Linked DNA regions of Mus musculus: region 1 is linked to region 2. A link is a loop called in an ENCODE intact Hi-C map of the cell type or tissue named here. Cell type or tissue: left cerebral cortex. All regions are shown on one strand. Each heading gives the region's core, and the rest is flanking DNA. Links, peaks and the distances in the headings are about the cores only. Region 1 overlaps Unc5d (unc-5 netrin receptor D). Region 2 overlaps Unc5d (unc-5 netrin receptor D).

Evidence for each region. A loop is a pair of places that touch in the nucleus more often than their neighbours do. Peaks named below come from ENCODE experiments on the same cell type or tissue, not always from the same donor. Only the 100,000 strongest peaks of a DNase experiment are listed, where the experiment ranks them.
Region 1: it touches region 2 in a loop (2.8-fold over the local background); 2 of 42 quality-filtered maps call a loop at or near these places.

Annotation. Positions count from the first base shown.
Region 1 is chr8:28,646,079-28,654,421 of GRCm38, reverse strand. Unc5d (unc-5 netrin receptor D) reads left to right here. Exons shown (of 18, transcript NM_153135.3): 18 at 1,450-7,705. The coding sequence ends at 1,654. Among named protein-coding and RNA genes, the nearest start is that of Gm32505, 48 kb to the left of the region's middle. In left cerebral cortex, for the core only: a CTCF peak has its summit at 3,193; DNase peaks (open chromatin) are centred at 3,584, 6,832, 7,269, 7,741 and 1 more place; H3K27ac peaks cover 2,077 bases.
Region 2 is chr8:28,991,692-29,000,034 of GRCm38, reverse strand. All of the region lies in intron 1 of Unc5d (unc-5 netrin receptor D), which reads left to right. Among named protein-coding and RNA genes, the nearest start is that of Unc5d, 220 kb to the left of the region's middle. In left cerebral cortex, for the core only: a CTCF peak has its summit at 3,612 (motif pointing left); DNase peaks (open chromatin) are centred at 7,277 and 7,698; H3K27ac peaks cover 1,216 bases.

The DNA of each region.
Region 1 (8,343 bases), core at 141-8,140, 350 kb after region 2:
AATGACATTTCTGTCCTAACTTTAAAAGTCCCCATGACAAACACTGACCTTTAATCCTTTGTGCTTCTTAGTCCTCATCATAGCAAAGTTATTGTCCAAAAGGTTAGGGTTCATTTTTTTTTCTTTCACTGAAGATGCTATATCATCTGGAAAAGACATGTAAGAATCAATTACTCAGTTAATGTCAGCTAATGGATGTTGAATAAATGCCTGTCACAGTATTATGATAAATGCTATGGAAGATTCGGCCAATGATTAAATATGATCTCTAGCTTTCAGAGTTTTGTAGTCAAGAATGAAGACAGAGTAGGGTGTTAGATGAAGGGGAAGTTGTGTGTGTGTGTGTGTGTGTGTGTGTGTGTGTGTGTTTGTGTAATCTCCATAGTTTCATTGAGGTCATACTATGATAGGCATGAACACAGGATTTCTTATGACTTGAAAATAGAATGTAGCAATACAGTATGTGTTCAAGATTTTGGCAACAGAGTTCCAAGTCCTTTACTGTCCTAACATGCTGATATATAAGTGAAGTCTGTCCCCTAGAGTAGAAAGAAAAAGCTGGTGAGTTTATCAAAGGAAGAAACAACAAAGAGGAAGGGTAACAAACTAATATCCTTGGGTAAGGAATCAGAAAAAGGATGATAAATACCAGTTCTTACAGTTAGTCACTTGGAGATATTGAAGTGAGAATTTCTCATCCACTAAGGTTGAAGTAGTAGATAGATAGGTATTACACCCACACCTAAGTCAATAGTAAACCCTATTAACAGTTTAATTAGCCAAGAAAATGGGAAGGAGACATTTAGCACCAAAGGAGGAGTGGCCAGAAATTGAAGACAGAACCTTGGCAGTTATTATATTTGTCGAGGACATGGGGAGGAAAATATTTGAAAAAAACAAGGAATGAATTTACTTCATATAAACTAGTGCAAAAGAATATTTCATGAGACCAGTGAACAGGGAAACATACATATATGTTCACATGTGTAGCTTAAGAAAGGGAAAAACCATGGGAAGATCCAAAAGAAGAAAGCACTAGAATAGTTCTCACATATGGCTATATTATATAGCATTGGGAGACAAACCAGACAGCTTCAGGCCTGTCTCTGTGTAACTTTCCACCACTATCTTATTGCTGCCCTTTAAAGGTCATTTTAGGGGCTGGTGAGATGGCTTAGCAGTTAATGGCACATAATGCTGCGCAGATGACCTGGGTTTGGTTCCCAGTACCCACATGGCAGCTTTTAGCTGCCTGTAACTACAATTCCAGGAGAGCCAACACTCTCTTTGTCTCATTAGGGTACCTGCATGCATGTGGTCAACTTGACGTAAACAAGCCCAAACATATACATATAAATAAATAAACCGTTAAACTTAATTCTGACTTCTTTACAGAGATCATTTGTCTTATCGTGCCTATTTATTTCTCCTTTGTTTTGTTTCCTCTAGGAATTTATCATATTTCGCTACCCAAAGCAGCCCTTCCGCTGTCATTTTGAACCTCTGGGAAGCTCGTCATCAGCAGGATGGGGACCTCGACTCGCTCGCCTGTGCCCTTGAGGAGATTGGGAGGACACACACGAAACTATCCAACATCACAGAGCCACAGATTGATGATGCTGACTTCAACTACAGCAGGCAAAATGGACTCTAGTCTGTTTCTTCTCCGGAGGCAGCACTAGTGATGGCCTGCTTCAGAGCAGTGGCTTCAAGTGGGGAAGACAGGGCAGATTTCTGCCCCGGGGCATTTGGGGGGGAACTCAGCCTTTATTGAGAGTCAGTGAGAAACCCTGGATGAAGAAAAGGAGTTTGATATAGGTAAAAACATGTTAACGGTGGGGGAAAAAGAGAACCCCGCTATACCCTCTGAATCCACACATGGGTAGACATTGGATATGCTCCTCAAATTCAGACTGCCGAGGATTAAAAAGTGAAGGTATCTGTAGATACAAGTAGTTTTGAAAACCAGATACACAACAATAAAGCCGGGAAGGCAGAGATTTAAGTGCATGCTTGGAAACAGGTTTTTAATGACTTGCCCCACGGGCCAGATGATCCTGAGACCAGATTTTCAGATTCCAACCGACTGGCATCCCAGAGGTTGGAAATCATAATAAGACTAGCTTTCAGAAGTGAAAGCAGATTGCCAACTTATTAGTAAGATGTCATCAATGTCAGGGAGGGCATTTAGAATTTAGAATCTGAGTACATGACACCAGCACTTATTATATGAGTCACTTAACAGAGACAAGATCAAGAAGGGAGATAGACCTCAAACTAGTTCTTGGTACCTCACCTTCATCCCCCACCCACCCACTCCCGAGACAAAACTCATTTCTCTCCTATCCTAAAAGATTGCAGTATGGAGACAGTAAAGAACATAGTTATTCATTTCAATATGGAAACATACTTCCTTTAACTCAACAGAGCAGGACAAACAATCTCTGTTCCCAGCCAAGCCACTCTAATGTCAGAGTGCTGTTATAATATGACTTATTCTATGGAGTGTTGATAAGAGAGGCTATACAAGGTCCAGGAAAATATATAGACTACAGATGTCCCAGGCTTTGAGTAAGCGCTGATTTTAGGAGATGGGTAATTAACCCAAGTTCTCCAACATTTTTCACATAAGAAATGTGTTTTGCTGTGTTTTTTGATCCAGATTCTGGAAATCTTCTAAACTTTTGTACTATGCTGTCATAGTATGTTTCAATAGGGCTTTAGGACCTCCTGCCATCGTCTCTCGGAAACTTACCTGATAGCCTTTCTGAGTAACACCTGAGTGAGTGAGTGAGTGAGTGAGTGAGTGAGTGAGTGAGTGAGTGAATAAATGTCTCCAAGGAAGAGAACCCTACCACACTTTCCTAGGAACCATACGCATCATTCAGAGAGACTTCTGTGCTCTGACTGCCTAGCCACACCATGTGTACTTTCTCCTTAACAGTATTAACTCATAGCTTTCATTTTAAGTTACATACACACACACACACACACACACACACACACACACACACACACCAATAGTATTTTAGAGAATTGAAATCTGTAGATTATTCACAAGCTTCATCTTATATTTTACGACACTTTTATATTTGAATACATCATTTTGACCAATATTCTGAGAGACTGAAGATGAACAGATATACTCTTCTTCTGGAGGAAGTTTTCAGTAACTGCCCACAAGGAGGACAACCCAAGCCAACCACCTACATTAACTTCCAGGCAGCTACTTAGCTTTTTTTTTTTTTGAGGATGATTACGTTTGAAAAAGCATGATCAGAAATAGGACAAAAAAGAATCCTTGGGAATGAGGACATGACATGCTATTGTTTTTATAGGTCCTTTGTGTGAAAACAAATGCTCGCAACCTCTTCCCAAGTGGAAATACCTAAATTCAGGTTGACGTTATAACCCCTTGGAACAGACATTGAAGAATTCTTGAATGTGTTAGCTATTTTTATCTAACGAGCATGTGATATATCAGGTCCTCCATATCACATAAAAGGCTTTGCCGTGTGCAAATCAAAAGAACCCGGGTTGCTTTGCTCAGGAATGAAAGGCTTACTCTATTGAACAAATGAATCATCTTCGAACTGACAGACTTAGTCAGAATGCCATATCTGGATCAGGAGAACACCATTTTCCCTTAGACTCAAGTTATTTATTCATCCTTGTGAAGAAGAAAGAGAAAAGGCATATAGAACTTCTTGGCATCACTGATAGAGTTTCTGGGAGAAGAGATGTAAATGGTTGATGAGCTACAAACCAGATGACGATGAACAGTAGGGTCGGGTGCGGGCAGAATCGGCATCACTTGTTAGGTAACAAACTATTTGCAACACACTCTAGAGAGATCCTATATTAACATCTATGTGGAAGATTTTTGTTTTACATTTCCTACCCTATCCACTTCTCTTCTTTCCCTTCCAATTGGCCTTATAATTGTTTATATGTTTTGTGAACCTACACACGTTCTTTGTAGATTTTTAACAGCTTTTTTATAATATTATAAACAGATAAAAAATTGTAACTGTCCTGGCATCTGTGTAGGTTATTTTAAGGTGAGGTAGCAGGAACAGCATGAAGGTTGGTCCCATGTGTCTGCAGTTGCCCCCATTAGATTCAGGTTTTGTGTTCTGTTTGTTTGATTTTTTTTTTTTTGGCCTGTGTTTATAAGTGCACTTGATCATAATATCACATGAGGTAATAAGGGAGGCGTCAACAGGAGTCACCTCACATCCCAGACCATGGTTCAGTGAGGTTCCCCTTGACTTTTTATGTTTCCTTCTTTATATCTATCTTATTTCTGCTAGGATGCTACACAGGATTTTAAAATAAATATGTCACATTCTGTGGTCTTTGAATGCCAGGGTTGTGGTATAATATTTTACAGTGAAATTTCAAAGAGAATCCTGGTCTGTGAGATTTACAGACCAAGGGATTGTGTGTGTCCAGGGAGGGTCTGCAGGTCTCAAGGCTTAGCTCACACTTGAACATGCAATGACTCACTGTGACCCCAAGCTTTTGCATGACTTTCACCTGTCACAGCTCAAATGCCCATCCTGGAAGAGGTTTCCACATTACTCTGGGCGCTAAATTCGGAAGTGTCACTGTCCTAGTGCAAGATAAAACAAAAATTAAAAGTGTCCTTAAATACTTAAAAACATAAATTTTTTACAAAAACAATCCTACTCAATGCCAAATTTCTCAGTGCTTGGAGACATTAAATCTATACTTTAAATATGAGTTTAAATTTTGCCACAAAAATGGTGAGATCCACAGGTTTGCTAGACTACAGCAGCATTACGTTAATTTACAGTCTCTACCACTCCACATACACAGTCTGAGTAGTTTACATTTGCATTCTTTAATCCAAAAGGAAACTTGTTCTGTGGTTTTAAATGCTACCTTCATTCACCAGTGCGGGTAGACTCATAAAACTCAGATGTACTTCCACAAAATTTTATTGGCCTTTTTGTAAGGGATGAAGGGAATTGAGATAGTTTCCTTTAAAGAGAGGAACTTTTCTCTTATTTTTATCTCCAACTGCTGTGGTCCTGGTATTTTTTTTTCTTCTTCCTCTTCATTCATTTGGCTATGAGAAGGACTATTAAGTCCAATCACACAGGGTTCTCTTTGGAGTAAAATATTTATTACAGTGATTTTGTTTCCTGGACAAAACAAACAAACAAACAAACAAAAAACAAACAAACAAAAAAACCCTCTAAATATCAAACATGAAAAGCAAAGCTAGAAAATTAAAATGGCGTGAATGGTTTTATACATTTTGACCGAATTTACCTGTGACTTTCAGAATGTTAACAACATCTTTGGATATGTTTCTGTTTTAGATTTTTCCTTTCAGATATTTTCAGTTTCTTGGTCTGCCTGGCCTCTGTAAATGTGTTGAATGATAGAGCTATCAGGCATGCTAAGGCAACACTCTCTGAGGTCTTTATTCCAGCAGAAATGAGGAAGGAGCTGAAAAACGTGCCTCTCTGGCCTACTGCGCGGCCCATTTTCATTCTATTGCTCATGAAGCATTGCAGAACCTGAACACTTAGTAACTCCCAAAGCCTGGACTACAGGTGACAGTCACAGCACCTGCAAGAACAAAAGCGTGGGCTTACCGATGGTGACCACATTTTATTAGCCCTTTGGTGTTCATTGTCATAGAGCTGTATTTGAACATTGATGCTTTGGGCCAAGACTTGAATGGCCACCGTTTCAATAGTTGCCACTGTTTTTGTCCGCATAGAGTTTTTCTGAACTACAACAAGCAAAACTGTATTTTGTCAAATGTCACAAAAGTGAAACTGTTACTAATCTTAGATGTGTTGCATATTTTGTGTTTCTTTTCCAAACTCTTTCACTAGCTGCGGTGACAAAGCTGTTTGGCTGTATTGACAGCATGTGGTGTCTTTTCCAGAAGCAACTCTAGGAGAGCCAGTGTCTACTGTGGACTCCTCACATCCCCATTACAGGGTCACCAACAAAACTGAAATGGCAATTTATATGCTGTAATTTTTTTTCCCTGAGAATCAAAGGGGATGGCGCCAGGCCTGGCTATTAGTCACTAGTGTGTAGTACTGTGATCAGAAGTAGGAAGTTTATCTTGCATAGAATAATTGTGGTTTTTGAGGCAGCTCCTCATTGCTTTTTTTTTTTCCTTTTGCTGTGAAGATCATGGATTTGGGGTGTCCTCACGAAGTGGGCCTAAGACAGTAACGTTGCAACTTCATGTCTTCGAACCTACCATGTATCTGAACCATGTATCTGAACCCAAAGATTAAAAAAAAAAAAAGGCAGGAAGCATCCTCGACAGGCCTAAGCTCCCTGCCCCTTATCAGTATTAACTTCAGCAGGAGTTATATCTTTTTTCCACAAAGTTCCACCATTTGATTCTATTATATATCAGAGAACCTGCTAATGACTTTCTTTTTGGGAATAGAAATATGTGTCAAATACTTTCACTAAAGGCATGGGTATAATGAATATGCCCCTTTGTTTCAAATTTATCTGACTCATTAAAAAAAAAAAAGAAGAAGAAAGAAAAGAAAAGAAATGATTCAGACCGAAATTCCAGAATTGGGAAAGTTGTACAATAACCTTAAAATTGGATACATTTCTAGTCAGTAATGAACCAACTAGAGTTCTGATGAATGCATGATATTTAAAGGGAATAAGCCAAATGTCATGCCACAAGACCCTTTCCCAAAACACAAGCATTCTGCTCAAATGTGGAGACAGCAATTCTAATGTTCCTTTGTTGCCAAGCATGGGGAGTGGAAAGATGGAGAATAACCAGGACACACCCACCAGGGCTTCCTGGGAGAAAAGCTGAGAACAGAAGCCCCCAACAAGGGCCTCTCCTAGATGCTTCCTGCTCCCATAGAAAACTTCTCGATAACAGGGAAATACCCAAGTGTCAAAATTCCACTATCAGGGAAACGGCTGTCTCCTTCTCTACACCACATGAAGAACAGAATTTCTGTTCTTCGTAACCAGGTCTGATTGGTACAGACACTCCAATAAATCATGACCTAGAAGTATTGTCAGCATGGACAGGTAGAGAAGTGCTGACTCATTTTCCTAAGCCCAAACTTGGAAATATGGGTGATATATTTCCCTCCTCCTATAAAGGAGAGTTTCAAACCTATTTCATTTTGTTCTGTTTATTTTGGGAAGGTACATGGGGGTGTTCTTTCAAATGATTCATTTAGTTTTTTCAAACCCATACCACTCTCAATGTTCATTTGATGTGTTCAAAGCCAAAAAAAATATGAAATAACATTTTAAGCAGAGCTGAACACTAACTCGGACATGAAGCTGAAGGAGTGAGCAAGCCACAGGAGAGGGTCTAAGCGAAGCATGGCCTTGGCTTCATACCACACTTTTTGTGCCTTGTATTATCAGTGTAAATTCTGAATGTTGTACAGTAAATACTTGGATGGACTCCTTAGCAAGGATGCACCGGCTTCTTTTTTCAGCACATGTACATATCTATAAATATATATACATATATATTTGGTAATGCCAAACAGCTATGTTATATTGTACTGAACAAAATGGCCCGTTTGGATGTTTTATGTAGAGTTTGCAAAAAAACCAAAATGGATGGTTATTGACTTTTCGAGATAAATGTACAGGCATAAATTACTGCTTACCAGTTATTTATGAATAAAGAGTCTTTTCTTGACATTTTAGGATATGATCCATGAGTGGGAATTTGAAATCTCAGTGAGGACTCTGTTCTATCATATTCTGGCAGGTGTTAGGCTATTCTCCCGAGGACAGCTTTCAAATCCTTTAAATGTAATGAAACTCACTTCTTTCTTTGGTCTCAGTAAAACACTGGGAGATGTTAAAAACAAATATTTTTTTTCAAGGAATTCCAGGCCACCTAAATACATACTTGCACACATATGTCTGTGTATACACACCCCTTTCTTAGGGATACAGCTTAGGGTTTTCTTGCTGAGAAAAGATACCATGACCGCAGCAACTCTTATAAAGGAAAAGATTTCATTGGGATTAGCTTACAGTTTCAGAGGTTTAGTCCATTATCATTGTGGTGGGAAATATGGTGGCAAACAGGAAGACATAGTGCTGCAGAAGGAGTTGAGAGTTATACATCTTGATCCACAGGCAACAGACAGAGACTAACATACTGGTGAGACTTGAGCTTATAAGACATCAAAGTCTACCCCCAACACAACCCCCAGCCCAGTGACATACTTCCTCCAACAAACTACTAAGGCCATACCTCCTAACAGTCCCTATGGTCCAAGCATTTATACATTTGAGTCTATGGAGGCCATTTATATTCAAACCACCACAGGT
Region 2 (8,343 bases), core at 253-8,252:
TGATGGATAGATAGTATTGTGTGCCTTCATTATTTTTGGTTTGCAGATGGAAACATAGTAGTGGATTAACTTACACTCATGAAGCAGTGGAAAAGTTCAAGCCTATGGTTCTATCTGTTGCCCAGTAGTTTAAAGTATGAACTCACCAGAAATTTCTACATCTCAAATTTTCTGTGAACTCCTGTTACATTCCTTATTTTCTAAATCCTCCAGTGGAGTTTTTTTTTTTTTTTTTAATTGGGACTATAAACATTTTACCTCAGAAAGAAAATCCAATTTGTTTTCCCTGTACAGTGACCCAGCAGCCAATTGAATGGAATTAGAAAGTCCTAGGGTGAGATCCAACAGCATATCCTGGGGAATTGTGGTATTCTAGGAGGCATGTTCCCTTAGTTGGATCTGCTTCACGTCATCCTGCTTACTACATAAGTCTTGAGCCATCACTTAAAAGTAGTCAAAGGCTAGTTAAGAAAGTTCCAAAACTACATATAAGTGTGAAAACAAAAGTCTGATTTGTAATTGCTGTTCTGATTAGGATTTTATAATACAGTCTTGTATTTAGTTTCAATAGTGTGAGTGATATTTGGTTTCTTTTTCTTAGTTACTATAAAGGCTTTGCTACATGCAATTCATAGAATCTTTGGGTGTCCATAGAGTTTATTATATTTGAAAAGACTTTACATTTTGTATAAGTCATTGAGATGTAATTCACTGTTTACCTTAAAAGAGCCCATTACACAAGATCAAATACAAAGTCACATAGTGCTTCATGAATTTGATTTTTTGATGCTAACATTTATCACCATTTGTACATTTATTTGATGCTAGATATGGATTCAATTTTTTTCAGTACTAAAGAAAAATCCAGTTATACAATTAACCCACTCTCATTTGTGCATAAATCCCATCCACCCTTTCAAGTCTTTGAAAGATCTTTGTGGAAGAATTGTGTATGGTTCCAGTCTATTGTATAAAACCTGTTGCAGGGTTGAGTGTTCATTAAACATGCCTTGACATCCAGATTTTCTGGACTTCTTAGTAGTTTCTAGTTCTTGGCTCACCTTATGTTGTAAATTCCTAGGGTATTAGACTTGCTTTCCAATATTTAAGACTGTTGCTTTATAGAGGAAATCCAACTTCTACCTATCAGGTGCTTGTTAATTTCCACTCATCCCAATGGCCTGTGAGTTTGTCCAAATTCAAAAGTGGGGACTCATCTCTATCTAGGCTGTTTTTTATGATTTCATGAGCAGGTACCTTTTGAACCTTAACACATCTCCCCTTTGGTACATAGGTGAATTACACTGAGCACAGTATTTCTCATTACTGCGCCATCTTCCTTGCTGTTATCCACAGAACAGACATGATGGTACAGATGCTGTTGGCCACTGTTGTAAATGTCCTCTGTAGGAGCTCATTGAATTTGAATACGTTCTGGAGTAGGTAGGCTTACTTCTCACCATAGCACAAAAAAGAAACATTTTGCCTAAAGCTACACTGCAAAGAACTAGAAAGGCTATTTAGTGGTCTTAAATACATAGTAAATGCTTATTACCAAATCTATAAATACCTACTAGGTGCCCATTGAATTGAAGTCCATTAAAAGTGTATCCATCACATGTCTATGTTTTCATATGAAGAATGAGACAGTTGCAGGGGGCATTGTTGTTCAAGAGCAAACCTCTAGCTAGCATGAGAGCTGCAGCTCCACCTGAGAGCTTCTTATCACTAAATTATCACCAGGTCATCAAAGGCATTGTCTCTGGTGAGCACCAGGCCAGAGTTAATGTTCCTGTCTCTCTATTGATATGCATTATCTTTCTGTCCTTTGAGTCATTAAAATTGACCTTGTCTATTATCTCTTCTTTCAAAGGGTGGGGAGGTTGACTTTTCTAGGAGATATGCTCAAACTGAAATGACATTTGAAGTCCTTAAATATGTGCCTCATAAGCAAAACGGCCTGTAAATTACCAGGTCATATTACAGTCGTCCATGGTTTTGGTGGACTGACTTGTGGATCTCCATGAAAGACAGATTACAGGTCAGGAAAAATTACCCTAAGCCATTTATATGCATCCTCCCAGCCTTTTAATGGTGGAGAGATTAGAAAAATCTAGCACTGTCCTCCTTCCCCTTGTTTTCTGTTGCCACTGCCTGCTGCATTTCTATTGAGGATCCATTACATGGGAAATAGAAGAAGGATTGCTCTACCATGAAGTAAAACATCCCACCCTACCTCACTGAAAGATCTAAAATTTTCCTTGACAACATCCCTTGGTGTTTCTATCTCCTGCAAAATTTTCTGAGCCTTCTAACCTTCTACTTCCCCCTTTGCTTCCAGCACAATTTTTGACCTATAGTAGCAAAATCATTTGTCATCTATTAGAAAACAATGTGTTTTAAGGATCATGGTGGCCATAAGTTAAAATTTACATTTAAAAAGAAAGGGGATGGGTAAAGCTGTTGGCTTCAGAATTCTAGTGACTCTGGTCACCAACACTATATGTCACCATTAAAGAGTCCAGACTAAGCCAGGCAGTGGTGGCACACACCTTTAATCCCAGCACATGGGAGGCAGAGGCAAGTGGATTTCTGAGTTCAAGGCCAGCCTGGTCTACAGAGTGAGTTCCAGGACAGCCTGGGCTATACAGAGAAAGAACAAACAAAAACAACAAAAACAAACAACGACTCCAGACTAATTGTTAATACACAAAGTTTTTGACCAATAGAGTATGGGATTCCAGTGTGTTGATTTCTTATTACTAAGAAATTTAAAGAGCTTGAGACATGCTAGGTAAGAGTATGTGAAATTGCTCCTGTCTAAAAGAAATGCAGGGACAAAAAATGAAGCAGAGACTGGAAGAATGGCTGTCCAGCGATGAGCCCTCCTTGGGATCCATCCAATGGGTGGGCACCAAACTCTTACATTATTATTAACCCTATGTTGTGCTTGCAGACAGGAGCCTATGATGGCTGTGCCCTAAGAGGCTCTACCAGCAGCTGACTGAGAGAGATGCAGATACTGACAGCCCAGCCTTGGACTGAGCTTGGGGAAGGATTGAAGGTACTGAAGGGGATGACAATCCCACAGGAAGATCAATACTATCAACTAACTTGGACCCCTGGGAACTCCCAGAGAATAAGCCTCCAACCAAAGAACATACACAGGCTGGTCTGAGACCCCACATGTGTTGGGGGCCTCAGACCAGAACTGCCTTGCCTGGCCTCAGTGGGAAGGATGCACCTAATTGTGTAGAAACTGATACTGGGGGAAGCACACTCTCTGAGGGGAAGGGGAGGGCAGATGGAGGGGAACAGAGGGCAAAGTTTGGGATGTAAATGAAATAATTAATAACATATATATGATTGTTTGAGGAAACTATTTTAAAAAGACTTGCAAAAAATGTTTAAAAAGACTTACTCCAGTTGCTTTGAAAGCTGTTGATGGTAAATATAACCACAGAGAGGATGAATGACCGTAACTTCCTATAATCATAGGAACATACACAATACTGGCCTCTATTATAATCACTTTCCTACATAGGTAACACTGTTATCAACTTCCTTGAAGTCACTGACACTTTAGGTTAGTGCCTCCTGGTGGGCAGCAGCTGCAGAGCAGCTGGGAGTAATTAGAAGCCTAACTCTCTGCTTCCCTTCACCTTCCCTTCCCTCAGCATACTTCAGTGGTACCCAAGAGCCTTTCTCCTGTTCAATACAGGGTTCAGATAAAGCCATAGGCTGTTATCTTCCAAGTTGGTGTGTACTTGATTGAACTGCTCAAATTTCCTTTATTAAGCCTTGCCTTTATAATCCCATTTTGTCTCTTGCCTTAGACAGGTCCTCTGGTATTCTTTCTAGCTACCTTTTTTTGTGCCACCATAACTATACACTTATGACCCAGTACAGAACTCAGGTGAGAGGGGAGAGGGCAGAAAGAACTCAGGGGTGATGGAGGGGTAACTGGGAATGGGGATATCGCTTGAGATGGAAACAAATGGAATGATTCACAATTTTTTTTAAAAACAACAAATGATTGGAACCTCTCAGGCTGTCTGTACCATGATGCGTGAGCTCAGAGCATCTTGAGTCTTCCATATTTGGTGTTCGTTCACTGAAAAGAATTTATTTTGTGTAAATTTGGATAAATCAGTAAGCAATGCATGCTTTCTTCCTGTTCTCATATAGCCTCTTAAGTTAGGATCTTATAACTTTATTTGGGAAACTCGAATGATTTAATACCAGCATTTTGTCAGTTTTGCTTGTTTCGGGTACTCCATTATATATTTTAATAACAAAACCAACCAACCATCCAACCAAACAAGATACTCCATAAAGTGATTGTAGTCTTTCTTCTATCCTGCTAACCTTGGCTGCAGGCCTTGGTTTTCACATATTATTTTAATATGTTTGCATTTCTTCAAGAGACTCTCTTCTATGAATGAGTTGGTCTCTTGCATTGACAAAGATGGTCTACTGGCTAAGATGTGGCCTTTGGTTGTACGACACAACTCCAGACTTGTTTTCGTGATTTTTTTTCCTTCTCTGTCCTTACAGAATACAACCCTGCTTACCTTCCTTCTCCGCAGTTTCCCATCTGTCCACATTAGCTAATATCAGTCTTTTCCTTATGAAATTTATTACTTTTAGTTATTCTGGAACTTTCACCAGGTATTGAGGAACTGAATTATAGCAGTATCCTGGTGTGATTATGGATCTGAGAACTTCTTGTTGCCTAAGTTTTAGCTGGTGTTGTGATTCTTAAATAGAACTTTTCTGGGTTTAACTATGTCTAGATATTTAGGATATTTCCAAAGTCAAATCATTTCGTGCCATAGTATAGGACATTTGCTATTTTAGTGTGATACTGGCCCATGCTATAAAAACTAGACTATGTGACCTAGTTTTGAAAGAGGTTTGAGGATACATTTTGATTTTCAAACCACAGGGAAATTGGTGAACAACCCATTTCTAAGAGCACTTACCTGTTATGAACACACACACACCCCCCCCACACACACACACACTGTGTGAGATTGTATTTGCCCACGTAGGAGCATGTTGGGGCCAGAGGTTTATGTTGTCTGTTTTTCTGGATTGTTTTACAGCTCATGTTTTAAGACAAAGAGTCAGAGTCAATCTCTCTCTCTCTCTCTCTCTCTCTCTCTCTCTCTCTCTCTCTCTCTCTCTCTCTCTCTCTCCCCTGGTCCCCCTCCCCCTCTACTCCCCTCTCCCCTCCCCCTATTTCTCCCTCCCTCTTTCTCTTTCTCCCTCCCTCTTGGTCTCTCTCTGAACCTGGAGTTCATTGTTTCTTCTAGACTGCCTGGCCAATAATCTCCTGATATCTGCCTCTTCATTGTTGGAGTTGCAGGTGCAGGCCATCATCTCCAGCCTTTACATGGGTGCTAGAGATCTGAACTCAGACACTCATGCTTTTGCTGCAAGGGACACATGGGACATCCATCCCTCCAGTCCTAGACTGACCTTTTTATCTTAGAATTTGAGAAAAGCAATATTGTTTTGGAGCACGTCTCATAGTAAAATATTTATTTTCTATGATTCATAACACAGGTATTCTTATTACCTGCCTTTCCTGAAAGGTATGTGCTGCTCAGTGCTTTCTGAAAACAACCAGCCATTCAATAAAAGACTAATAATCTTTTATAAAATTTACTTACCTAGTTAGAAGACTAAGTGATTAGCTCACATATTAGCAAAACCTCATAAAATAGTTATTGGGTATCAGACTTTATTTTTTAGCCTTTTTATATGAATTTGGTACATTTGGTCATTAAAGTAGTACAAACTGGTGTGTTATATTAGCTCAGTACTGTCAGTGAAAAAAACATGCACTAAGAGGTAAAATGAACTTGCCTGAGGTCACAAATCATTTTCAAGCTAACAATTTAACCATAATCACGAGGAAGTTTTGATTTGCAAACATATCCTATAGCGAAGCACTCGTTTTTTATTCTTGTACCACGATGTCTTAGGGTAGATCTTAGGAATGTATCCCATTACTGAATAGAGCTACGTTTAGCTTGTACTTGTTTCTGACAGTCTCTTTGTCTATAGGGTTCATATCTTTCTTCTCTCTTAGTTGATTCCTCCTCTCAATTTTATGTTCATACATGGAAAGGGAGAACGAAGTCCCTTGCTTTTGAAATTTTCTTCATGAATCACTAATTCAGGTCTTTGCTTTGTGAAGGCCTTAACATTTCAGGCGATGCCCTCACACTGCTTACCTTGCAGCTCACTTCCAGTAAGGAATGGTAGTTTATTCCTTTTGCTTCTGTAAAGGAAATATAAATGGCTTTCTGTGTATGGTGAGCTCTTTATCAAGGGCACAGAACCCTTGCATGCACAGTGCAGTGATCTTGTGTCTAGTACATTATAATCAATTACTTTTGATAGATAGTTGTGTGATTCAACATTGTGGAAACCATGCACACTGGTATGATGTATGTATGTGTGTGCATGCACAAAGAAGATAATTCTGATGTCTCTTATTGCCAAGCACTCAGCCACATGATGGTCTTCTAGTTACCACAATATGGCCACAAAGGGACACAAACATAGACACAGGCTTTCTCTGAATCCATTGATTTAAAGCACGAAATTAGCCTTAGCGATGAATTTTCACAACACATGCAGACAAAGAGGGACATCACATCAACAAATAAATGGATATTACTCACTGTTCCTGATCCACAGGTATTTATTGTCTAAATGGACTCCCGTGAAAGACTTCTGATGGTAAGATAACAGACTTATGGCCTCTTAGATGGAGGCATTAGTATTCTGACCCAAGAGCTTCGGGATGCATTAGAATACTTTGAATATTTTCATATCTTTTTACTGCGGGAGCCTTTAGTATTAGAACAAATTGATGTGTATAGTTCAAAAAAAGCTGTTTAGCATGTGATAGCAGGGAATTAACTAATGCATTAATCCTGCAGGCTTCTGTCTTGAGCATGAATGCAAAACTCAGCTGAATATCCACAGCCTCCCTTGTGGAAAACCAATGACTCCACAGGAAAGTAGGGAAAGCTATTTGTTATCTAGCGTCAGATGGCAGAAAGCTAGTGTTTTCTTGCTGTTGTGTTTTTCCCTAACCTCAGAATTTCTATCCCTGTGACCAGTAGCATTCTGTCGCCCTGATGATAGTGAATTTGCATCCCAGAATCCCACAGTTCCTTTTTTTAGTCACTATGAGCTTGCCCATCTGCACACCCAAATTCCATCAAACGGAGGCTTGGGATTTAAGAACAAATGCATTGTATTTTAAGGGACTTCAAAAGTAGCTTTGCTAAAAAGGAAATCTAAGGCAAATTTAATTTGAAAGTCCGTGGCATTTCCCAGGAAACTTTAAACGTGTGGTATCCCCAGGCGATGGCAATCTAAACAGTGGCCATTTGGAGCTCCTACTGGGGCCAGTCTGACGACAGAGTCTAAAAAGTAGGCAAGGCATGAACACATCAGAATAATTTTGTTCCTTTAACATTTATTTCTAAATGTGTCATCAAGGGAACAGGGAAAAAAGAGGCTAAAGTCCTCCGGCATTCTCTGTTAATTTCTTCTCCTAATTGCTGTTTGGCCCAGTTCTGTGTTTATCTATGTTCAGTCCTTGTAGGCCTCTTGGCTGTCTTGTCTCTCAAGGGGGTACAAATTCAGGACTCTACTCTGAAACATGTGTTTCTAAAAGGCAGAGTAAGACATCTGCCACCCTCCCACTCTCCTGCCTACCAGGACATCCCTCATCTTCCTTTAGCTAGGGTGCAAAATTATCCTTCTGCCCATACTTGGTAAAAAAATGGCTGGCTTAGTTTTTGGGTTTTTTTTTTTTTGTTTTGTTTTGTTTTGGTTTGGTTTGGTTTGGTTTGGTTTGGTTTTTTTTTTGTTTGTTTGTTTGTTTGTTTCTGAGCTATTGGTATTTTGTTGTTGGTTTTCTCTTGTTGTGGTTGTTATTTTTATTTTTTTTTCTTTTCCAGTTACTTCTAATGCAAGATGGATTCAGAAGGATAAAGATTGGTGTAAGATGATTATTGGTACACTGCTCTGCTTTAGTTGCTCAGTGCATCCTATTACCAACCAACCTGGAACCCTCCTTTGTTCCTTGCAGTCTATGCTTCCATTGGGTAACCCTTCCCCTCTTTGCCCTCAGTTACTCCATGTAAGAAGGGCAAAGGCAGAGTTAAGCTGTAGTTAGGGAGGTAATTGATCTCAAAGTGTTCAGCCTGGGGACAAAGAATTACAAACCACCATAAGCAGGAGGACATATCTGAAGAGTGTCTGGCAAATGGATTAGAGTGGACTACCCCCAAGAGTAATGCCTCAGTGTAA